Regions from separate parts of the Homo sapiens genome. Here region 2 is linked to region 1. A link is a contact called in ENCODE Hi-C or POLR2A ChIA-PET data. All regions are on one chromosome and are shown on one strand. Each heading gives the region's core, a stretch centred on a gene start or an enhancer-like site at or near the end of the contact. The rest is flanking DNA. Distances are from core to core; before and after follow the strand shown. Region 1 overlaps JAZF1 (JAZF zinc finger 1). Region 2 overlaps JAZF1 (JAZF zinc finger 1).

Region 1 (7,634 bases), core at 1,962-4,461:
ACTTATGAATATAGAGGTTTACTCATCTAACAAACAGAACTGTCATCCTTTCAAAATGTCTGAAAATTGAGGAGGGACCCCTGCTTCCCAGTTATATGTGATGTAAGACTTTTCATCAAATGGGAACATGGGAAGAAACTTTATAAGCAATTTGAGTTTGTTTTATGGGCAGTTAGCTATCTCAAAGCATTTTTTATTGCATTATTAGGCAACTGGTAAACTCTCGTGTTTAAGGAATAGCACTTGGGAGAAAAGAACACTCAAGGCATGATGGTACTGTCGGTGAGGAAAAACTTAAGGAATGGTCCAGATGTAGATTACTCTAATAGGTCGTATTAGTCATGCTTTTCTTTGACCACCTGCTGCAAGAAGCACTTAATTGTCAATAAGGCTCATTTTCCTATTTCAGCAAAGTGTTTGTTTTATAAAGCTAAACAGACATTTCCAATGAGAATGCAGACCTCTCTACAATGTGATGAGAAAAGTACCTTTTAAAAAAAGTAAAAAATGAGCATGAAGAAGAGGCAATAGGGGTCTTAACAAAAGTGTTCATCTTTGAAACGTGCTTAGAATTTTAGTTCTGATTTGCAACCCACAGGTTTGGTAGGGCAGTGGTTGCAAGAATTGGCAACACATAAACATTAAATTGTTGGCAATAGAGAACTACAAAGTGCTTTAAAACTTCATCTGAAGATGAAGATATAACTAAACTTCACACACACACACTTTGCACTGAAGTATTTCAAAGTCTTTTCTAACAGATTTCAGGGAAAAAAGTATTTCACTAAATGGGTATCTTGGTCCGCAGATATCAATAGGCATAAATTGAATCCCTTGTACCCAGCAGGCACTCAATCAATGTGTGTTAAATGAATGAACGAACTGAATAGACTATTTTGTACAAAATGCCATTTATAACACTAAAATGACTAGTAAGTCAGATGGCAAGATTTTCAGCTTTTTAAAGGGCAAAAGGATTTGCAAGATAATATAAAACACAGAAAGCACACCTTTACGTATGTTATTTAAATATGAAAATATTTTTAGCATATTATGTTAAACATTCTTTCTTATTTATATTTCCATTACCTAAAGTCTTTCTACTCACAAATACTAACTCCATTATGTAAGGCATGGTAACCAGTTTGATAATGAAGGTATTATTTTGGTTTTGAACATATGTGAGTTGATGTGTTGAAAACTTCAATCACATTACAATCTTGAAAAAAAAATCTCAGTGCCAGCCCCTCCTCCCCCCAGGTTGATACCACCGCAATACAATTCAACAATATGCAACATGCCCTCAATTTTATTTTGTTTTGGGGGAAATGTGCTGAAGAACCTAGAGCTTTTTTTGTTTAGCACCTTATATCAAAGTAATGAAAATGGGTATGATGATTACATGTGCAAATGTACAAAATCATTAACTCTACAAAGATACATCATTCCAAAATTACAGAAAAAATTTAAAGCATGCATTTAATTCTTTTTCTTTAAAGGGTTGCTGAATGCTTCCCCTGAAAAAAGGTGGCTGTTTTCAAAATCAGCAACTGCTGGTGAGGATTTCTTGGCACAGTTATGACCAGCATGTTATTGCTGCATCTTCCTGATAATCTCAGCCGACACCGGGGGATGGAAATTGATTGTGTGGTGCCGCAGGCCCTGAGCTGTCTTGTAACTCTTCCCACAGCGACACTTGAATGGTTTGCGGACACGAATCTGTGTTCTGTGACCATTCTTAGCGTGATACTTTATGCCATTCACATTCTGTGGAGAAGACAAAAATATTTATTACATGGATTCACAGGATACCTGTCAAACTTCGGAAACCTCAATTTGGGTCTGGATTGCAGTTCCTGGATGGCAGCTGTTTAGAGTGTAGTCTTTTGCAAGGACTCCAGTTGGGACCCTTCAAGGACATTCTGGTGTGTCGGTCATGGGCTGTACGGATGGTCACACACACAGCTGACTCAAAATTTCAGATGTGCCTCAATTACTCTGAAAATGAAAGTACTGATTTCTTCCAATTTTATATAAAATATATATTTAGGACTTACAGACTGTATAAAGAAAATCCTCTGAATCTTTTCCACTCTAAAGAAAGTTAACAGTGAACAATCCTACACAAATATCCTCAGCATGACCAACAAAATATCTTTCTAAAGAAAAACATCAGGGCATATCCCAAAAGTTTAACATATAGAAATTTTTGATTTGGAAACTCAATTTACAGCTTGCTTCTAGATAACTGTGTTAACAGTTCCCTACCATGCCTTAACCAGAGTTTTTGTCAGTTTTCTGCTCTGCACTAAGCCAGTATCTCTGATGCCACTGTGGGAGCTACTTGTTGCCCAAATCTTGTCCCCGCCGTACAGTTGTACATGTTTAATAAGCACCTGTAGTCAGACTAGTCCTTACCTTAAGTATTACATTCCAAACATACAATGAACTTTAAAAATTTAAGGTTATATAATGTTAGTCACTAAGATTGGACTTCTTAGCATCTGGATACTAAAGTTATCAAAATGCTTTCTAAATTTCTGTTTGTCGGTTTTGCTAGTTCACCAGCATATTCTATGTAAGATTCCGTATTCTATGTAAGAGTCACTCTCTACAGTTTTAACCACCAGTAATCCTCATCCCAATTAAATGGTGAGGAAATGGGCTTGAGGGTAGTAAGTAACTGGTGGAAGATCTAAGAAGGGACGGCGGACGTGTGGTATTTGAGATAGGTCTTAATTTCCAAGTCAGCAATTGCCAGATTAGAGAGTAAGGGAACACAGAAGAGACAGCCTGAAACAAAAAGCACAGATTTTAGGAGAGTGAGCTGTTTCCTAAAATATTACCTAAATCCAGTCCTGCTAGAGCCAGTCCCTTGCCCAACTGAAGGATTCCAACACAAATTGTTCCCACTCTTCATGGGATGCCTTCAAAGAGCTCCCAGAAAACAGCTCCCTGCTGTTGTCTCATGAATACCTAGCACAGTGCCTGGCACATTGTCGATGCTAAGTCTTTGTGAGTGAATGAAGTTACAACAGCACTTCCCAAGTTCACGCCTCACTAGTCTGGAAGAAGGGTTGCTACTAAATATAAACGTGGTGGTGATTACTACACTAGAGATGTGCAGTACACATGAATGCTTTTTTAAAAGTCCTTGGAAGAGAACTCTGCTGGACTTTGTTGAACCCAGGGGTGCCAAGTAGCAGCTGGCTATGCTCAGAGTCTGAAGGTTGTCCAGTGATTTGAAGCAGAAGGACAAACACTCTCCCCTGAACACCTGGCTCCAGGCCTTCTGCACCTCAGCCCTGTCCTTCCAGCATCAATCCTTTCAAACATAAGGTACTTCAGTCTTGTTAAGAGGCATGTTGGGGGTTTCAGAGCCTACTGGGGCAGGAAAGGGGAGGGTAGTGGTGGTGGTAGAATCAGACCCACTGAAATGTTAGATGGGTAGATATGCCCTGCCAGTCCCTGGCGGTTCCATCCCCTCCGAGGCCCAGGCACATGAGTGAAGAGGCCAACGTGTGTATCCAGCCCAAGTGAGCCTTCAGATGATTCTAGCCCCAACTGGTGTCTTAGAGCAACTGCATGAGACCCCAGGCGAGAACCACCTTGTTGAACCAGGCAGCCCAGAGAACTGTAAAAGATAATTGTTTTAAGCCATGTATTGTGTGTGTGAGAGAGACAGAAAGAGAGTGAATGTTAGTTTTATGACCATTAGATAAAGACTTTCAACTTTAATATGGTGGAAAGTATCCTGGGTTACAAATGCTAGAAATGTGCACCTGCCTGCTTAGTAATATCCCATGTATAGCTCAACGAATATTGAGCACCTAGCAGGGTCCTTTTCCGTGGATGAAGGGCTACTAAAATATTTCATGTCCTTGTTTTCATGGGGAACTTGATGCAGGACAGCTCATTAATAATCCAGCTACCTCTGTGCCCCAAAACCATTCAAACCTTGTCAGAAAATAGAGGAAACCAAAAATAGAAAAGCATTAACCAAGAAACAAAAAGGCACAGCAACTCTTAACAGTATCAGGGCTTAGCCATTCCATTGAGGGCTGAGGTTTTTATAACTAATTAGGCTAAAAAAAAGATTTAAGACCAGAAATTGCTAAAGCCATAAAAGCCAGTCCAATGTGAAGCCAGATCTGTCGTTCACCAAGAGAAGGACAAGCCAGGGCTGAGGGGATTCCGGCAGGCGCTGTGGCCCATTCACAGCTTGAATGTAAACATTATGTTGTGTGTCTGGCATGAGACTGTGAAGAAAACAGCCAACACCACACACACATCAGCTTTATGACTCTGGAAAAATCAGGAAGCACATTTAGAAACATAAAGTATTTCCAGGGTTGGTCAGAGAACCTGCTGTGCCATCACTCCTTTGTCTTTGCTGCTGTGATTAAAAAATGTTGACAAGCGTCAGTGGGTTGCCCTTATCGCAAATGTTAGTACAAGGTCAAGTGAGACTCTATTAAGACATTTCCTCCATCCAGCCATTCAGTTACAGGCCGCGGGAACGTCCTCTTTACAAGACCAGAGGAGCTCTGAAAAGATCCACCAAAGTTTATTTCATCAGTCCTGAAACAAATTTGATCTTTCAGAAATATTAGTAAAAAAAAATAAATAATGGCCGGAAACCTGAAATGCTGAAATTGCTGAAATTCTTTGGTCTTTGAAAAAAATGGAATCAAGCTTCAAAAGGGCAAGGAAAGTTGCTAACATTTATTAAGAGCTTACCATACTGGGTACTTGATGTCAATTGCCTTATTTAATACTCATGTTCTGGATGAGAGAATTGACTCCTAGAGAAGGTGAGTGACTTGGCCAAGATCACATGGCTGGTAAATTACAGAACTGGAATAGGAACCCAGGGATGTCCAATCCATAGTCCATATTTCCTCATTTAGTCTCCTAATGTGCTAGGTACTCGTTAATTAGAACAACCAGCTAGTGGTCTTTGAAAAATCTTACCAGTTGGGAGGAAGGATTGGGATAATAGTCTGGAGAAAACTGTCTTTGAGTTTTCTCAAAGTGATGCTCTGACATCAAGCTAGTAAGGGAAGAAAGTGGGAAGGTAGGAGGTAGAAAGGAGAACTTAGGTGGGGGGGGTTCCACCATTAGGAACTACCTGTCCCCTCTGATGGAATTAGGCCAGTCAATAGACAGCAGGCGACTTAAAGGCTTTTCTAAAAAGTCTACTCCAAATCAAATCATGAGGCCTGAAGTCCAGATGCTGAGCTGGGCCATCCTGTCCTTACCTGTATGGGATCTTTGTTGTCAGTACTCAGGCCTTCATGTGTACAACATGTGACGCTTGCCCTAGATAAGCCCAGTGGTCAATTTCCCAGGGCCTGGATGTTGTACACAGCGGAGAAGATGAAGTTGCTTGGGGATTTGATGAGGAAGAAGAGTAAGAAAACAAATTGGGGATGGTAGTAGTGGTAATGGTGGGGGTTAAAAGTGAAACCACTTGCAGCAGTGTGGACACCTCACCAGCCCCAGAAAGCAGGAGGCTGAGGTGCACGCAGTTCCCTACTGGCCACTGCACAGCAGCACACACTGTGTCCAGCAAGTTGGGTGGGGTCTTCAGGAAAAAAAGAATTGCCTCTTCCCTCAGTCATTTAAATAACATGTTCAGTTAGACAATTACAGAAATTCAGAAAACACAGAAGAGGATAAAAAAGAACAGACACTATCACTGTTAATATTTGAGGTATTTCTTTTCACTATTTTTTCATACACACACACACACTCTCTCTCTCAATACCTTTTTTCCACTCAATGTTACTTTGTGAGCACTCCCTCATCATTAAATGTTTCTCAGTGTTTGAAAATGGGACACTGTATCTGGATCTGTCTCTGTTGCTGAAACAATCAATGTACCTCTCTGCAGCAGAGGACTCCAGAGGAACTTTGGGGGGCGGGGTATTGTTCTGTGTAACATTTCTTAAAACAAAACAAAACAAAAAAACTTTAAAAATGCCTTAATCCTCACCATTCTAACATAAAAATTATCAAAGGTTAAGCACTTCAACCCATCTTTTAAACCTATCTGCATTATAAGGAAGGGAAGTCCTCTCTGTTCCCTGAATTCAGGCGAGCATGAGCAGGGCAAGGGTGGTGGGCTCAGTGGTTGTGGCCTGGAACGCCTCTGGGAAGGATACAAAGGAAAAGAATCCTCCCATGGCTTTGGGGCTCAGTGGGGAGCCCACATTTCCCCGTTCCCATGGGCTACACCTTGATTCCTTTGCCCTCAGAGCATCTGTCACATCTGAGACATGTGCTGGGTGCTGAGGAGGGACAGTGAGCTCTGCGGGTTATGGGAGCAGTAAGGGAAATGGCGCCTCAATGTAGAAAGAGCATGTGGGGAGGATGAGAACTTGACCTATGAGGGGCGGAGAGGGGAGTAAGTCTGGGAGGTTGGTGAGGGGTCCCAGAGGTGGAGGCACTGGAGCTGTGCTGGAGAAAGGAGTGGAATTAAAATGAGAGATACTGAGGGAGAGAGGAAGGGACAGGGGACCCGAATATGCAACCCAAAAATGCCTCTTTGCCCTAAGGACTCTTTAGCCGAAGGCAGTTCAGCAGCAGCAGATGCAGGAAGGAGGCTCCCTGCTCTCCCTCTGTGTGCCTCAAAACAGGACACAAATTTACAAAGTCAGAAGAAAGCCCACTCCCACTTCTTCTGGGGAGATCAAAGGTTAACCAATGAAGAGGACTTCAGACTCTTATTGGCCTGGAGATGGTACTGGAGGAATCTACATTAACAAGCTAATACACTAACAGGACTTTGTCTGCCTTTTTTTTTTTTTTCTTTTTTCCTTCCACAAGTTGCTGCTTCCAGAGACTCAAAGCCCTTTTCCTTTGTTACTTCTCTAAAAATGTACTTAACTGTTCTTTGTTGAAGATGCTGTATAAGCTATGAGAACTGCCCATTCCCTGGGTGTCTTGTCTCCTGTGTGTATATGAAATACACATGTTGATAAACTGTTTTTCTCTTGTTAATCTCTCTTTTGTTAGAGAGAATCTGTTGCAACTAGAACTTATGATGACTGAGGAAAACATTATTTTTTCCTCTACAAAGGGCAGGGAGCGTCCTAGGCTAAGGAGTTAACATGGGAAGGAAATGTGGAGACTTGGCCTTACCAGTGGGATCCTTCTCCCATTCCCTGCTCTGCATGAGGTCTGGGAGTTCGGTACCTCATCTTCTGTCTGATCCGTAAATGCCAATGAAATGGTGAGGACTGTAGATCCTGGTCAGTGCCCAGGAGACTTGGCTGGCAGAGACTGCTGCCAGCAGCAAGCAGGGAATAAGAAAAGTCTGACTTGCCTTGAGAACAAATGAGGTGGTAGCACTTCTGGATTCTGCCCGAGTCCACAGTACCCAGCTTATCCCACCCTCTTCTCTCCAGTACCCAAGCCAGCAATGATGCTGTGAATAAGATGAAATACTAATCGCACTGGAGCACAGCCCTGCCTTCCAGCCAGCAACTTCGGGGCAGAAAGAGTCAGCTGCCAGCTTTGGGATGTAGGAGCAGCTCATCTCCAGCGCCTGGTCACAGGTGTGGTCACAAGCCTGCTATGGCCCTGTGTATCATGACCTGGCATTCTGGCCAGAAAAGGAAACTCACGCT
Region 2 (7,634 bases), core at 2,706-5,205, 170 kb after region 1:
AAGTATTTAATAGAAAGGAGCAGGGGGTGGCAAGAAGTCAGTGGGGCTGGAACTTGGCAAGAGACCTGAAATGCAGATTGGGTCACATCACAAAAGGCTTGCAATGCTTTCCAAGAGTTCAAACTTAGTTCTGCAGACGATGCAGAGCACTGAAGGTATAAACTGGTATGGCCCATGTTTTAGAAAAATAACCAGTGGTGGCAGGGAGGACTGGGCGGGGGCGGGAAACTGGGATGTAGAAATATAAGATTCGATGAAAAAGAACTGGAAATAGAAGACTTTTCTTATGTTATAGATCTGAGTATTTCATTACAAAAACAAAGAAGTAACTAGAAGGTGAAAAGGAGTTTGATAGACAAGAATATGAGGTCTGCTTCTGACATGTGGTAAGATATTCTGCAGAACCAAGAAGTCTGGAACTCAAAGGGGAGATAAAAGACTCATGGTATAGATAGGAAGTGAAGTGCTGAAGAATCCCATCATAACACCACACATTCCAACAGACAACTGAACCAAAGCATGTCTCTCAAAACAAAACAATCATATTCCATAAAACCCCAACTACCCTGATTAAAAACTTGCTTATCATATAACTTGGCCAAATACTGGCTGAGAACCTACTAGGCCCAGTGGAATTCCAGCAGGGATTTTTTAAAAGCCAGAGGTTGTGCTGCATTTGAAACCAACTGAATGGTAAATTTCCCAAAAGATGACTATGAAAGACGGGGGGGAAAAAAGAATAGAATAAAAATTGGCCCTGAGTTCAGTTTTGATCTGGTACCCGAGTCTCCAAGGCTTACTATGACAATCGACCTCTTATTGGCACATTTGTTGTTGCATACAAGTCAAACTGCCTCAATTCAATCCTAGCTGTCTAACTTCTTTAAGCCTCAGTTTTTTTCATCCACAAGAAGTTGATAAGGATAGTCCTTTCACCCTAGGGTTGAAATGTGGATTAAATTAGCAAGCATGTTAAGTGTAACTACTGCTCAGTTCTTTAGTCCATAAGGCGTTTTGAAACTAAAACTTGCATTGTTCTGGATTATTTCCATTTTATGTGGCATAATGGTACATAGAAAATCTAAGAATTCATCACTCACTTAAGTGTGGCTGGGACTGCTGGCTGCTGCCCAAGAGCTATTTTCCCCCCTTTCCCTCCATAATGCTTAGAAACATGGCTTCCTGGTATAAAAACCACACTTCCCAGCATTCCTTGAGCCAGGTGCATTCATGTGACTAAGTCTTGGCCAACAGGATAAGGCTTCAGGAAGCCTCCTTAATATGGTAGATTTCTTTCAGGCTGCCTGAAAGAAATTCTGGGTATGAGATAATCTTGTGAATGGAAGTCATACATGGTGAAGCAACACAGTAGGAGTCTGGATCCCTGATTGGGTGAAGCTCTATACTACTCTTGAACTGAGCACCTCCAGCCTTCTTTAAAGTGAAAGAAATAAACTTATCTTCCAATTAAGCCATATATTTGAAGGTTTTTCAATTACATGAAGTCAAACCAAAACTTGACTGAAATACAAAACAACCGGAATTCTGGTTTATTTTGTTGGACCTAAAACTCTCATCTGAAACATGAAATATTTCATGTTTCATTTTATTTTCTTGGATTTAAAAGAAAAAAAAAACCTCTTTAAAAATGTATCATACTAAGTGCAGGGAAAGAAAATCAGAGTAAAATCACACCTGAATCACCACAGCCTCTGTGGCTAACTCTAAACAGGAATGGTTAAAGACTGGGAGAAAGAGGAGGAAAAAATCATCATGTCAAATTATGGCTCTTTTGGTCGTTTTAAGACTTTCTCCAGAATTAGTTATTAGTGGGCAATAATGAAGCAAATTGCACATGCATATTACTTCTGAGTTATGAACAATACAACCAACAGTAACCTTTGAAGCTGTCAGGATCTTTTCAGGCAGGCAATTAAAGTGAAAAATGAGTGTGCGCACAACTTCCATCACCCAATACTACATGTAATAACACCACCTACAAACACTGACATAGGAGTGGGGCTCAGTCTGAATATTTATTAATGCAGATCTGTTCCCATTTGTTCCTCTCCATTTCCTATAACCTATCCCACCTCCACCTGCCAAAATTTTTTTTTCTTTAAAGGGCAGCTCTGACATCATGCATCACATTTACCTGAAACCTACATGCACCGTGACATCTCTCCTATCTGCACTGAAAGAAATTTTCCTCCCTTTCCCTTGACTCAAATATAAATTTAGGACAAGCTGGGAGTCTAGAAGGAAAAGAAGTCTATAAAGAAGTAAGCCCAATCAGGAAAACACAAAATAAGATGAAAATAATCAATAATGGATATTTACAGATGGCCAAATATATACGTCAAGTATTGGGTGCTAGGCATTGAAGGTCCTCCTGCCTGCCCCTACCCACCCCTGCCAACACACATACAAAAAGGTCTCAGCTCTCAAGCAGACTGGACTATAGAGGATGTGACTTATATTGATCTAAGAATAATCTAGTGTAGAAGTATCAGCTTTTCTAATAAAGTGTAAGAATCACTATTTGCATGTTTTGTGATTTAAGTACCTGGACTTTAGAGAAATGGCAGGGATAACCAGAAAGGGGGGGTACCTGATGAGCCAGTTGGAGTAGGTGTTCCCAAGCTAAGAAGAAACACCCATGCTACAGGCTTAATACCTGACGCCTATGATCCCATCTGTGAGTTTGTCTCCTGTGGTTTCAGCCATTTCTAAATCAACAAGAGCCTAGAGGGCCAATGGTTTCTAGCCAGAACTGCCCATTATTATCACCTGGGTAACTTAAAAAAAAAAAAAGTCTGATGCCAAGGACCCATCCCCAAAGATTCTAATATGCAGTCAGGGTTGGCAATTACTATTACAGACTCTGAGAAGGCTCAGAAACTGGAAAAGGGATAGAGAACTGGTTGGGAAAGTTATTTACACCAATTTGCATCTCTCCCACCCTTCCAAACTAAAAAGGCAATTGTGAAACTGGAAAGGAACTACTGGAAGTGATTTAAAAGTTGTATAAGTCCGACATCCAGTGAAATAATTTTTTTTTTTCTTTTCTGAGATGAAGTCTTGCTCTGTCCCTCAGGCTGGAATGCAGTGGCATGATCTCAGCTTACTGCAACCTCCGCCTCTTGGGTTCAAGTGATTCTCGTGCCTTGGTCTCCCAAGTAGCTGGGATTACAGGTGTGCACCACCACACCTAGCTAATTTTTGTATTTTTAGTAGAGATGGGGTTTCGCCATGTTGGCCAGGCTGGTCTCGAACTCCTGACTTCAAGTGATTTGCCCACCTCAGCCTCCCAAAGTGCTGGGATTACGGCGTGAACCACAAGACCTACCTGAAATCATTAAATTTTGACTTCACTTGGGACTCAGGTTTATTTCCACCCCTTTCACTTTCTATACAGAAAGTATTAAGCTTAGTAATTATGTAGACAAGTTAGTGTTTTCATGTATTTCGAAAACCAAATCACAATCTTTGAATTGTGATATGGTTTTCATCTATTCAGTAAGGGTGTTCTGACAAGACCTTTGACTGGGAACCATTTATTTTTCTTCACAGTATGTGCCTACAATTAATAAGACCACATCACTTTAGTTGTTCTGTGGTTCAGAATTTTCTGTAAGTCAGATTGGCCAGAACCACTGTGGTTTTCCTGTGCTGTCATTATTCACCTTGGTAACAAATCAGGCTGTATCCAAGTATATTAGTTTTGTATTTCGGAAGCCAGTTTTGTCAAGGATTTGACAAAAGGAATTGCCTTCGTTACTTCCTATCTCCCAGGGAAGCCGAATCATTGCTTAAAAAAAAAAAAAAAAGTCACAGGAGAAAGAGCTGAACATCTGGACACAGACTGACTGGATGGCCCTGCCTAAGAGTTATCAAATGTAAGTGCACATAGGTCACAGCTTACTCAGGTCAAATTCTGGTCCAAGAGGCTCTGCCAGGCTGGCTAGAGCATTATGCCTGCCGACTCCACACCCAGGTGGCAGCCAGGAACACAGTGTTCAGGTTCGTGGGCCACAGAGGTTATGTGCTAGCTGGGGATTTATCGTTCCTGATTCTGTGCAAGTTGTGTATTCATTCTACTTGCTAATGAGTAGGGGAGCATGCTGAGCTGTAACTCAATTGATCTCGCTGATGGTGTGAATTTGGGTGTCTGGGAAGTCCCTGGACCTTCTCAGTTATCTGGCACTTGGCAGATGGCTCCTGACAATCTTGGCTTCTGTGGAAGGACTTCTGGGAATTAACTCTGGACTTTCTGTTGCTTAAAAAAAAAAAAAAAAAGGCTTAAATTTCTTTAGACAATGTAAGATGGTAGTTACTGACAGTCTGCTACTTTCTGTGTGACTTGAGCAAGTTTCTCAGCAGATAAAGATGACAGTGACTCATGGCTCCTACACATGAAGAGGTTATTAAGAGGATTAAAAGAGATAAGCCATAGACAGCACAGAGCACAGTGGCTGGTACATGATAAATACTTAATAAATCTTACCCACTAGGGGCCAGGCTCAGTGGCTCATGCCTGTAATACCAGCACTTTGGGAGGCAGAGGCAGCTGGATCACCCCAACTTGGTGAAACCCCATCTCTACTAAAATACAAAAATCAGCCAGGCGTGGTGGTGTGCTCCTGTAGTCCCAGCTACTCAGGAGGCTGAGTCAGGAGAATTACTTAAACCTGGGAAGCGGAGGTCACAGTGAGCCAAGACGGCACCACTGCACTCCAGCCTGGGCAACAGAGCAAGACTGTGTCTCAAAAAAAACAAAAAACAAAAACCCCAAACACCAAAAACTTACCCACTAGGTACCATTATTATTTTAGGTAGTAAGGTCTGAAAGCATTTAGTGCTTGCGTTGTGGGACTACATTTGTGAACAATCAATAGTTCTCAAGTAGCAATAATAACTGATAATAAAGATATTATTACTATCACTGCGTGTCTACTATGGGTCAATACAAAATGAATTGCTTTCTGTGTGCAGTCCTCATGAAAATCCTGTAAGGGAGATATCTCCTGACCCACCCCACTTCCCAGAGGAAAATATAAAGCTCAGAAAAGGCCCAAATCACAGGACCAGGAGATAAAGCCTTAAATCTGGGTTTGTCTGACTTCAAAGTATGTGCTATTTGACCACATTTGCTGCTTCCCCTGAGTAGAAATAACTTGTTTCATAGCATGGAGCCCTGAAACACTGTTCAGTAACAATGCTCTCTAATTAAATTGCCAGGTGGCCTTTCCTTTGTATTTTAACTTTTAAGGTGATTTTATTATATCTCTTCCATAAATGAACATGGATTTTTTATGACAAAATTAAAATAAGCATTATGTAACTATTAGCATAAAACATTTTTGTTCTTGTATGACCCAACATCATCTTACATGGCCCCAGAAGCACATGGAACACTTTCCAGGCACCCCACCTTGCCTAATTCCCACTCTTTAAGTGCTATCCAGCTACTGCAATGGGATGTCAACAGCCCCATAACTTAGGAGCAGGTAAAAGTATGCTATTCCTGATCTTTCCAATAAAGTTTATGTTTTTGATTGCCCACGTCTGACTCTAGGCATAGAATTATTTCTGGACCCAAATATTTCTCATGCCCAGTACTTCGGGAGGCCGAGGTGGGCAGATCACCTGAGGTTAGGAGTTCGAGACCAGTCTGGCCAACATGATGAAACCCCATCTCTACTGAAAATAAAAAAAATTAGCCGGGTGTGGTGAGGTGGGAGGATCACCTGAGGTAGGGAGTTCGAGATCAATCCGACCAACATGGTGAAACCCTGTCTCTACTAAAAATACAAAAATTAGCCAGGTGTGGTGGTGTGTGCCTGTAATCCCAGCTACTGGGGAGGCTGAGGCAGGAGAATCACTGGAACCCGGGAGGCGGAGGTTGCAGTGAGCCGAGATCATGCCGCTGCACTCCAGCCTGGGCAACAGAGTGAGACTCCATCTCAAAAAAAAAAAAAATTATTTCTGGACACTAAGGTTGCTCTTGGGGCTGGCAGGCAACTCTCTGAATTAAGTGGTTGGTTTTGGCCTCATTGCCATGGTGGCAGGAATCAATACAAATTGACCAGGTGACCAGCTGGATGGGAAAGCATACAGGTCTGAGACATGCCTCTTTCCCTTTTTTAAAAAGACTTAAAAATTAGACTTTTTAAAAGAGCAGTTTTAGGTTCACAGCAAAATGGAGAGGAAGGTACAGAGATATCCCATATACTTTTGCTCCCACCCCATGCATGGCCTCTCCCATTACTAGCATTCCCCACTAGAGTTCTTTTTTTTCCTCGCTAAAAAGTGCTTCATAGAATGCTGGAATGCTTTGGAAGCACTGGGATGAAATATTTAGACAAATTCTGATGGAAATCAGAACCCACGACAGAAGCTGCAACACTGTTACTGCACCTGCATCTTTTATTAAATTTCTCCTTTGGGTGACTGATCTTAAAAAACACCAGAGGTTCTAGTCCAGGTTCTAACTATTTCTAGCTTAGAGCTTTCATCAAGTCAGTTTCTTTACCTGTGAAAAGATAATGATATATGCACCAACTCCCTCACAAGCTTTAAGTGAGAATCATACATTTTAATTATTTATTTTTAAAATTAATTATTATTATTTTTTTTAGAGATAGTGTCTGTTGCCCCGGCTGCAGTACAGTGGCACAAACATGGCTCACTGCAACGTCAATCTCCTGGCTTAAGAGATCCTCCCACCTCAGCTTCCTGAGTGGCTGGGACTACAGGCGTGCACCACTATGCTCAGTGAATTAAAAAAAGAATCCTCCCACCTTGGCCTCCCAAAGTTCTGGGATTATAGGTGTGAGCCACTGTGTGAATCATACATTTTAATTGAGCAATTCCAGTATAAATTCTAAGGTCCTACCCCAGCTTCCAAGACAAGGTGGTCTGAGAGTCATTGTCTCTCCAGCAGGAATAACCCAGTGCAGCCACATCTTAACTCATTAGTCTCTCTGGCAAATAATCTCTGGGAAGAGAAGGCTTAAACTATACACTAAAACAGAAACCTGAATTATTTGCATAAAGAACTTAGATTTCATTTTACTTTGCTATCCTTGGAACTTGAGTGCACACATGCACTCAGATTATGATTTTTCTCTTGCAAGAGTAGGGACTTGCATCAGAAAAGTTCTTCAAAAGTTTTTCCAAAGAGCCATATGACTTTTCAGTAGAGATAGAAAACCTTTTGGCTAGCTTTAAGCTGAGTTTATTAAAAGCCATTCTGATTCACTACAAACTGTGTGATCAACTAACTTGTTTTATACATAAAGGAAAGCCTTTCAATTTATAAAACCAAGATACATTTAAATGATTTTATCACACATTCAAGTCAAATGCAAAACTTTCTATCATGGTTAAGTAAAACAGACATTATCAAGGTAATCACAAGACATCAGATTCCTCAGAGAAGCTCGGGAGACCTCTGGGATTTGGTAAACCTTACTATCAGCTGAGTTTCCACAAATGGAAGGCAGAGACTCTGATGGATTTTCTAGGCTTACTTAAGATGAGGTTTAATGCTCTAGACATGGATTCAATATAATAAAGATACTGCGTCTTCATTTCTATGGCTTGGTTTTAAAAGGAATGCAGAGATAACA

The links. Hi-C counts contacts between places; a loop is a spot of excess contacts on that map. ChIA-PET counts read pairs that join two places held with the same protein, here RNA polymerase II (POLR2A). Pooled maps may share reads with other maps.
Region 2: a loop to region 1 is called in a map of heart left ventricle, with 4 times the contacts of the local background. The contact joins two enhancer-like sites. A Hi-C loop is called at or near these places in 2 of 168 maps with a recorded cell type or tissue (Right ventricle myocardium inferior and heart left ventricle) and 3 of 50 pooled maps. POLR2A ChIA-PET finds 5 or more read pairs at or near these places in 1 of 52 experiments (PC-9).

What each region holds. Positions count from the first base shown.
Region 1 is chr7:27,831,210-27,838,843 of GRCh38, forward strand. It overlaps JAZF1 (JAZF zinc finger 1), which reads right to left. Exons shown (of 5, transcript NM_175061.4): 5 at 1-1,767. The coding sequence ends at 1,591. Among named protein-coding and RNA genes, the nearest start is that of TAX1BP1-AS1, 94 kb to the left of the region's middle. Within about 2 kb of position 3,212, at least 5 of the 41 ENCODE cell types and tissues checked have a DNase peak (open chromatin) inside an H3K27ac peak, as active enhancers do.
Region 2 is chr7:28,001,601-28,009,234 of GRCh38, forward strand. The region is part of intron 1 of JAZF1 (JAZF zinc finger 1); the gene reads right to left. Among named protein-coding and RNA genes, the nearest start is that of JAZF1-AS1, 180 kb to the right of the region's middle. Within about 2 kb of position 3,956, at least 4 of the 41 ENCODE cell types and tissues checked have a DNase peak (open chromatin) inside an H3K27ac peak, as active enhancers do.